Regions from separate parts of the Homo sapiens genome. Here region 1 is linked to region 2. Evidence: read pairs that join two places in POLR2A ChIA-PET (ENCODE). Cell type or tissue: GM12878. All regions are shown on one strand.

What was found. Peaks named below come from ENCODE experiments on the same cell type or tissue, not always from the same donor. Only the 100,000 strongest peaks of a DNase experiment are listed, where the experiment ranks them.
Region 1: POLR2A ChIA-PET joins it to region 2 with 6 read pairs; 5 of 35 experiments call an interaction of 5 or more read pairs at or near these places.

The regions. Positions count from the first base shown.
Region 1 is chr12:14,340,866-14,345,865 of GRCh38, reverse strand. No RefSeq gene overlaps it. Among named protein-coding and RNA genes, the nearest start is that of ATF7IP, 22 kb to the left of the region's middle. In GM12878, no CTCF peak of the experiment used is centred here; no DNase peak of the experiment used is centred here.
Region 2 is chr12:14,398,119-14,403,118 of GRCh38, reverse strand. The region is part of intron 1 of ATF7IP (activating transcription factor 7 interacting protein); the gene reads right to left. Among named protein-coding and RNA genes, the nearest start is that of ATF7IP, 35 kb to the right of the region's middle. In GM12878, no CTCF peak of the experiment used is centred here; no DNase peak of the experiment used is centred here; H3K4me3 peaks cover 1,010 bases; H3K27ac peaks cover 866 bases.

The DNA.
Region 1 (5,000 bases), 57 kb after region 2:
CCAGTACTTTGGGAAGCCAACGCAGGGGGATTGCTTCAGCCTAGGGGTTTGAGGCTACAGTGAGCTAAGATTGCACCGCTCCACTCCAACCTGGGCAACAGAGCAAGACTCTGTCTCTAAATATATATACAAACATAAAGCTAGAATACAGACATTTTCAGATCTGCTAAATCTTAAAAATTTACCTCTCATATACAATTTTGCAGAAATCTTAATCAAGGATACCATCTACAAAAAGTGACAACATAAACCAAAAAGAAGAAAATGAGTTTCAGAAAAGAGATCCCAATACAATTGAGAGATGAAGAAAATTCTAAGAATAAATACAAAGGAGGCCGGGCATGGTGGCTCACGCCTGTAATCCCAGCACTTTGGGAGGCTGAGGCGGGCGGATCACGAGGTCAGGAGATCGAGACCATCCTGGCTAACACAGTGAAACCCCGTCTCTACTAAAAACACAGAAAATTAGCCGGGCATGGTGGCGGGCGCCTGTAGTCCTAGCTACTCGGGAGGCTGAGGCAGGAGAATGGCATGAACTCGGGATGCGGAGCCCGCAGTGAGCCAAGATAGCGCCACTGCACTCCAGCCTGGGTGACAGAGTGAGACTCCGTCCCAAAAAATAAAAATAAAAAAATAAAAAAATAAATACAAAGGAAAAGAACAAATCCTGATCAGAGAGCAACACAAGGTGCTCGAGAGGCATCTCCAGAGGGAAATAATGGAAATACTAGGTTATCTGATATATTGGGCCATGTGAAAAGCCATTTTTAGAGGATGTTTAAGGATTTAAGAAGGAAATTCTCTTGAAAAGAACAACAAACTAATGAAAAATAAACCAATTACCTGTAGGAAAATTAAAGTTACTGAAGAAAGAAAATATAATCATAGGGCACTATTTGAGTTAGCAGCAAATAATATTTTCCTGGCCCTAATAGCATGAACAGTATTTGGCTCAAGAGCAAATAATATTTACCTGGTTTTAATAATGTAAATACTGAATGTTGACTTCATAATGATTTATGAGAGAGATCTATTTGGAGAATAAAGAGAAGGATAGTTTGGAAGAATGGGCAGAGGGAAAAGGGCATAAGTGAGATGAATTCTATTCTACCATATCAGTAAGCTACTATAATAAGTAAATGGTGAATATAGAGATAGTGATATATGCATGTCATTTAGAAGTACCAATAGCCATATACAGAAAATTGAAACTGGTCCCCTTCCTTACACCATATACAAAAATTAACCAAGATGGATTAAAGACTTAAGTGTAGAACCTAAGTCTAAAACTGTAAAAACTGTAAAAACCCTGGTAGACAACCTAGGAAATACCATTCAGGACAAAGGCACGGACAAAGATTTCATGACAAAGACACCAAAAGCAATTGCAACAAAAGCAAAAATTGACAAGTGGAATCTAATTAAACTAAAGAGCCTCTGCACAGCAAAAGAAACTATCAACAGAGTAAACAGACAACCTACAGAATGGGAGAAAAATTTTGCAAACTATGCATCTGACAAAGTATAATATCCAGCATTTATACAGAACTTAAACAAATTTACAAGAGAAAACAACTCCATTAAAAAGTGGGCAAAGGACATGAACAGACACTTCTCAAAAGAAGACATACATGCAGCCAACAAGAAAACAATCTCAACATCACTAATCATTAGAGAAATGCAAATCAAAACCACAATGAGATACCATTTCACACCAGTCAGAATGTCCATTATTAAAAAGTCAAAAAATAATAGATGCTGGTGAGGTTGTAGAGAAAAAGGAATGCTTATACACTATTGATAGGAGTGTAAATTAGTTCAACCATTGTGGAAGACAGCGTAGCAATTCCTCAAAGACCTAGAGACAGAAATACCACTTGACCCAGCAATTCCATTACTGGGTATACACCCAAAGGAATAGAAGTCATTCTATTATAAAGACACATGCATGTATATTTAATTGCAGCACAATTCACAATAGCAAAGACATGGAACCCACCCAAATGTCCATCAATGATAGACTGAATAAAGAAAATGTGGTACATATACACCATGGAATACTATGCAGCCATAAAAAAGAATGAGATCATTTCCTTCACAGGGACATGGATGGAGCTGGAGGCCATTATCTTTAGCAAACTAATGCAGAAACAGAAAACCAAATACCACATGTTCTCACTTATAAGTGTGAGCTGAATGATAAGAACACGTGGACACATGGAGGGGAACAACACACACTGGGGCCTATCAGCGGGTGAAGAGTGGGAGGAGGGAGAGGACCAGGAAAAATAACTAAAATGGGTACAAGGCTTAATACCAGGGTGATGAAATAATCTGTGCAATAACCCCCCATGACACACATTTACCTGTGGAACGACCTGCACATCTGCACATGTACCCCTGAACTTAAAATACAAATTAAAAAAAAAATGTAGCCAAGTAACAGAATTGTATTAAATAATGTATGTAGCAGACATCCCCTTTGTTGGAGGAATTTCTTAGATTGTTTATAATTCTTTTCTTTTACAAATGTTAAGCAGTGTTCCTGCTTAACTGCTGTGTATTGAGCTGAAGAATATGAAATAATTGATTAGAGTATAAAATACCTGGAGTAAAATTGTAGAGTCCAAATAGTCACAGCACTAAATGGCCTCAATAAAAGATCTGTGTCAAAATGGCATGAAAGCATTCTGCATAATTTGCATATCACAGCTCTCATCCAATGTGTTTTGAAAACACAACTTTTGGAAAATTAAATTAACTCCCAATATCAATATTTTTAATTCATCTTTGTAAAATTTTAGTATTTTCAGTTGTAGTAGAAATTGAAAATTGACAATACTGCTTTTGTGTGGGATACTGTGGTAAATAAAAATGCCTGCTCAAGGCCTGGGGAGAACTAAGATGATTGGGGCTTCGGCTGCCTCCAGCTGCCCATGATGGCAATGATAGTTAAGAGGGTCAGTGTATCTGGATATCTGTAACCCATACATGTCACATCAGTGAACCTGCCCACATCATTATACCTTGGTACATTAGATAGAAAGCTGTAATCTACAAGACCCAAATTGTTATTTTTTTCAAGAAAGGAAGATCCATATTTGTTTTTGGGGGAAGAAAGGAACAAACTGCAGAAAAAGAACAAGGTTTACTAGGATGCTGAAGGATAATATTATATATTATATATGTAAAATTCATATGAATTATATCATATATTTTGTATGTATTTGAAATATATATTTAAATATATACTATATTATATAGTTTTTTGAGGTTTGTTTTGAGATGGAGTCTTGCTCTGTCTCCCAGACTGGAGTGCGGTGGCTTGGCTTACTGCAACCTCCGCCTCCCAGGTTCAAGCAGTTCTCCTGCCTTGGCCTCCTGAGAAACTGGGATTACAGGCACACACCACCATGCCTGGCTAATTTTTGTGGGGTTTTTTTTTTTGTTTTTTTGTTTGTTTGTTTGTTTGTTTTTGAAACAGAGTCTCACTCTGTCGCCCAGGCTGGAGTGCAAGTAGTGTGATCTCAGCTCACTGCAACCTCTGCCTCCGAGGTTCAAGCGATTCTTCTGCCTCGGCCTCCAGAGAAACTGGGATTACAGGCACACACCACCATGCCTGGCTAATTTTTGTGGGGATTTTTTTGTTTTTTTTGTTTGTTTGTTTGTTTTTGAAACAGAGTCTCACTCTGTCGCACAGGCTGGAGTGCAAGTAGCGCGATCTCAGCTCACTGCAACCTCTGCCTCCCAGGTTCAAGCGATTCCTCTGCCTCAGCCTCCCGAGTAGCTGGGATTACAGGCACGCACCACCACCCCTGGTTAATTTTTGTATTTTCACTAGGGACAGGGTTTCACCATATTGGCCAGGCTGGTCTCGAACTCCTGACTCGTGATCCGCCCGCCTTGGCCTCCCAAAGTGCTGGAATTACAGACACAAGCCACCACGCTCGGCCTAATTTTGTATTTTTAGTAGAGACAGGGTTTCACCATCTTGACCAGGCCAGTCTCAAAATCATGACCTCAAGTGATCCACCCACTTTGGCCTTCCAAAGTGCTGGGTTTAAAGGCGTGAACCACCGCACCAGGCCTAATAATAGTTTATATGTATTATAAAACACTGAACTATATATTCTGTAGTTTTAGAAAGGGGAAGGAACAGGCCAGGTGTGGTGGCTCACGCCTGTAATCCCAGCACTTTCGGAGGCCAAGGCAGGCAGATCACGAGGTCAGGAGATCGAGACCATCCTGGCTAACACAGTGAAACCCTGTCTCTACTAAAAATACAAAAAATTAGCCGGGCATGGTGGCAGGTGCCTTAGTCCCAGCCACTTGGGAGGCTGAGGCAAGAGAATGGTGTGAACCCGGGAGGTGGAGGTTTCAGTGAGCCAAGATCGTGCCACTGTACTCCAGCCTGGGTGACAGAGTGAGACTCCGTCTCAAAAAAAAAAAAAAAAAACCAACAACAAAGAAAAATCAGTAATAGAGGCTGGGCACGATGGCTTATGCCTGTGATCCCAGCACTTTGGAAGGCTGAGGGTGGATCACCTGAGGTCAGGAGTTCAAGAACAGCCTGGCCAACATGGCAAAACCCTGTCTCTACTACAAATACAAAAAAAAAATTAGCCTGGTGTGGTGGCGGGTGCCTGTAATCCCAGCTACTCAAGAGGCTGAGGTGGGAGAATTCCTAGAACCCTGGGAGCAGAGGTTGCAGTGAGCTGAGATCGCTCCACTACACTCCAGCCTGGGTGACAGAGTGAGACTCCAACTCAAAAAAAAAAACAAAAAACAAAAACAATAATAGAGATGAAAATATGTCTTCAATGAGCTCATCAATTAGAGTCAATACAGGTAAGCAAAGAATCAATAAACTTGAAGATAGGTCAATAGAAATTATTCAAACTAAAATGCAAAGAGAAGAAAGGGATGAATGAAAAAACACAACAGAATATTCATAAGATGTGAAACAATATCAAATGGACTAACATTTGCATAATTAGAAT
Region 2 (5,000 bases):
GCTGATAAAGATCACTTCAAACTAACAAGAAATTCCATAATAATATACCACAGATATTTCTCTTAAACACAAAAAAACACCATAGTAATAAAACACCACAGACATTTCTCTTAAACACAAAACAAAGGGTATGCATACTATATCCAATACGTTGTGAAAATCCTGAGCAAAGCAGTAAAAGCTCAAACAGGAGTCAGAACATACAATAAAGAAAACATTCAGGCCAGGAGCTGTGGCTCATGACTGTAATCCTAGTACTTTGGAAGGGTGAGGTGGGTGGATCACCTAAGCTCAGAAGTTCAAGACCAGCCTGGACAACATGGAGAAACTCCGTCTCTACTAAAAATACAAAACATTAGCCAGGCATGATAGAATCCCAGCTACTCAGGAAGCGAGGCAGGAGAATCGCTTGAACCCAGGAGGCAGAGGTTGTAGTGAGCCAACACCGCACCACTTCACTTCAGCCAGGGTGACAGAGGGAGACTTTGTCTCAAAAAAAAAAAAAAAAAATCAGAATGGCAAGAAAAATGTATCTAGAAACACTTACATGACATATTAGAACTGTCTTATGAAATATTAGAGCTAAGACTCAATGTAAAAAAAAAATCAATTCTTCCTGGATAAAATTTATTAGAAGTATTGTCAGGGAGGTGACTAAAGAAAAAAAAGGGGAATTTTTAAAAGTAACTATAGCCAGGCATGGTGGCTTATGCCTATAATCCCAACACTTTGGAAAGCTGGGACAAGAGGATTGCTTGAGCCCAGGAATTCAAGACCAGTCTGGGCAACACAGCGAGACCCCATCTCAACAACAAATTTAAAAATTAGCCAGGTATAGTGACATGTGTCTCTGGCCCCAGCTCCCTGGGAGGCTGTGGTGGGAGAATCACTTGAGCCCCAGAAGTTAAGGCTGCAGTGAACTATAATCATGCCACTGCACTCCAGTCCGGGCTACAGAACGAGACCCTATCTCAAAAAAAAAAAAAAAAAAGAAAGAAGAAAAGAAAAGAAAAAGAGAGAGAGAAAGACAGACAGAAAGAAAGAAAAAAAAAAGAAAATTCCACCTAGATATTTTGTAGCATGACTAGCTTTTAAAACTTACTCTGAGGCCAGGCGCGGTGGCTCACGCCTGTAATCCCAGCACTTTTGGAGGCCGAGGCAAGCGCATCACGAGGTCAGGAGTTAGAGACCAGCCTGGACAACAAGGTAAAACCCCGTCTCTACTAAAAATACAAAAATTAGCCAGGCATGGTGGTGGATGCCTGTAACCCCAGCTACTCGGGAGGCTGAGGCAGGAGAACTGCTTGAACCCAGGAGGTGGAGACTGCAGTGAGCCCAGCGCCATCGCACTCCAGCCTGAGCGACACAGCGAGATTCCATATCAAAAAAAAAAAAAAAAAAAAAGCTTAATCTCTAAGTGAAACAATGCTAAAAACAGGGAAAAAATTGAAAACCAAAAGTAATGAAAAATGTTTGCCCTCTCAGATGTGACAGCATATAACAAAGCATTATTATCTTAAGTACAAAAAAAAAAAGAGTACAACAGAATAATCATCCAAAAGACAGACACAAACAATAAAAAAGGTAACTATGACAGAGAAGCATCACAAACAAGAAAGAAAGGCCAGGCACGATGGCTCACGCCACTAATCCCAGCAGTTTGGGAGGCCAAGGCAGGCGGATCACCTGAGCTCAGGAGTTTAAGACCTGCCTGGCCAACATGGTGAAATCCCATCTCTATTAAAATTACAAAAATTAGCCGGGCGTGGTGGCAGACACCTGTAATCCCAGCTACTCAGGAAGCTGAGGCAGGAGAATCACTTGAACCCCAGGAGGCGGAGGTTGCAGTGAGCCGAGATCACACGACTATATTCCAACCTGGGTGACAAGAGCAAGACTCTGTCTCAAACAAAAACAAAACAAAACGTAACAAATAAGGAAGAAATGGATTTTGAAATAAATAGTGGAAAATCTATCAAAATAGCAGTTAAGCATAATAGCAAAGACACTAGACATAAAATAATATAAATATTCAAAGGCACAGAAAGTACTACAAGTAACCACAAGTTAGGAGAAATACTTGAAAAAATGGCATAGTGATATAGGATTAGTATTCAGAATAAAAAAGAAAATCTATTAGTGAATGAAAAGGACAAACAGTTGGAAAAAAAATACAGAAACGTGAGCAGGCAATTCATAAAACAACATATACAAGAAAAGGCATTCAACCTAATCATCAAAAAAAGACAAAACAGAAAGAGAAAATACATTTTTAAACATCAGATTGGCAACTACTTGTGGTTAGCATTAATATACAGAAATGAGTGGTCTTATGTACCATGAGCAGAAGAGTTAACTGTCACATCCATTTTTAAGGACAAACAAGCAGGAATTGTGCATCATTTTGACACAGCAAAGGACCTTTAAGGTATCTATCTAACAATGTATCAACATGTTTTACAAAGGAATATATCAGGATGCCTAGTGCTGCACTGTCATAGAAAATACAAAAACAAAAGCCCTTAATATCCCAGGAATTAAAAAAAAAATCTCTGAGAAATATTATCAAGCACACCAAAAAAGCAGAACTCTTGCAATTAATAGTGCAAATACCAGGACCAGACATACCTTTTTAAATATTAATCCTATTAATTTCCTGGTTATCTATCTAAAATATATATCTTCTCCTTACCTCAGTAAAATCATCTATGAAACTGAAATAACAAAGTCTGTCTTCATGGAAATGTTATGGGAATTAAATGACATAATAAATAGAAAGTACTTAGATACTGTAAGCAGTCAATAAATGTTTCCTGTTTTATGCCATTATATTTTAAAACACACAAAAATCTAAACATGTATACAGGCATGCAAGTGATATTTTAAAGACTAAAAGGATAAATGTCAAACTAGTTAAAAGTACCTCACTTACACAGAGACAAGGCGATACAAATACAGACTTTCAATTTAGACCTGATACGCCAGTGTGAATCATCACATGAAAATTCACTCATGTAATTGGTATTTGAACAGTTAAGTTCATCAGACATTCTCTCTTCCATGCTAGTGCTAAACCAGGGCAGCAGTCACATTTGTGAATGCAGCTAGGGTAGTAACTTATATAGACACTATGTCCCCGGAGAGACATGGAGGCTACCATCCCAAAGACAAATTATCAGCATATCCCATGTGTAGCAAGTACCACTTCCCCACCACTCACAATCACCTGAACCATCAGCATCCAGCCAAAGTAAAACAGGAAATCTCAAATACAAAAATGAATACATTCAAGAATTCAAACAAAAGGTCAGGTGCCAAATCCCACAAAAAACACTAGCTAATTAGTAGGAGAATAAACAGAAGACATTTTAAAATAGTATATTAAAAAATCCTCTAAGTGTATGAGAAGATATTACACTCACAAGAACAAACAAACACATAAGAAATATACCCAGAAGCAACAACTTTCAATTAAGTCAAGTTTCTAAAAAAAAAGAAACAAGAAAAAAAGGAGGGAAAAAATAAGAAAATTAAAAAAAATCAGCAAAGCTGAAAAAATATACAAGTTTTCCAATAATAAAGGTCTATTGAATCCCAAAACAAACTAAATTAAAATAAGCAAAATAAAATTTTTTGACACCTAGGCATACTGCAATAAGATTTCAGAAAATCATTATAGGGAAATATTAATAACTTAGAATATCATTTAACTACAGAAGAGAAAGAATTAAACTGGCATCAGACTTGTCATCAGCAATACTGAAAGCTAAAAAAAAAACAATATCCTCAAAATTCATGGGAAAAGTTATTTTCACTGTGGAATTCTACAGCTAGCAAAGCTAGCAGTCAGCAAGAGTGAGGAAATAAATATATTACTTCTGAGCAAAGACAGAGAATGCAGACCTTTGCTAAAATGATTATATATAAATATAAGTACAAGACCAGACAGCAGAAGAACCTATGAAGAAATTCAGATAAGGAAATTAGCAAAGCTCCAAAAAACAAGTAAAACTCTTGAGCAGGCTGAAATAACTGAGGATCAATCATCTTTAAAATAAATATGTTATTTATCCAGATAATTGCAATGTGTAAGTTAACTAACAGGTTGCAGAATATGGGGCAAAAATAAAGAAAATTATCAATCAGGGAAAAACCTGATGGGTTTCAAGCGTGTAAAACAACAAAAATATCATTAGCTATGCACTATAAACGAGACATACCTTAGAGTAACAGCATAGAAAGGTTGAAACAGAAGGATAGAAAATGATACGCTAGGCAAATAGTACCACAAAAAAGGGTAGGTATACATATAAAACCTATATATGACATATAAAAAAGAATTCAAGTTGAAAATCAAGTAATAGAACAAAAAAAAGAGATATGTCCTATTGATAAAACAAGTTTAAATAATTCAGGAAAAAACTAATAAATTCACAATCAGAAATAAATCTATGGATGAAGAACACAAAAGTAATAAGCAATGAACAACCCATTAGCATGTCAGAATAACAAAAATAAATAGAACTGTATACCCAATAAACCCAAAATATAATTTTTTTCACAAATACAGCCAATGTACATCAATATTGACCATGTGTATGGCGACAAGAAAATCTTAACAAACTCAAAGACAAAAAAAAAAAACCACAAGGCTATATTCTGTAGTCATAATGTAATAAATATACCAACAAGATGACAGAAAAATTATCTCCTTATAAATAAAAAAAAAAACTTTTAGATGTAGGAGGAAATCAGTGATAAAATACCAACGAAGTATTAAAAGAATACAACCTAGGGAAATCAGCTAAAATGATATTCAGATTAAAACTGATAGCCTTAAATGCATATATTAACAAAAAACACAAACTCAAAAACATTAATAAAGGCAAAAAGGTATAATCCCAAAGCATGGAATTACAATAAAAGCAGAAAATTATGAAAGAAAACAAATGAGCAAGCAATTAAGGAACCAAAAGCCAGTTCTTTAAAAACACTATTAA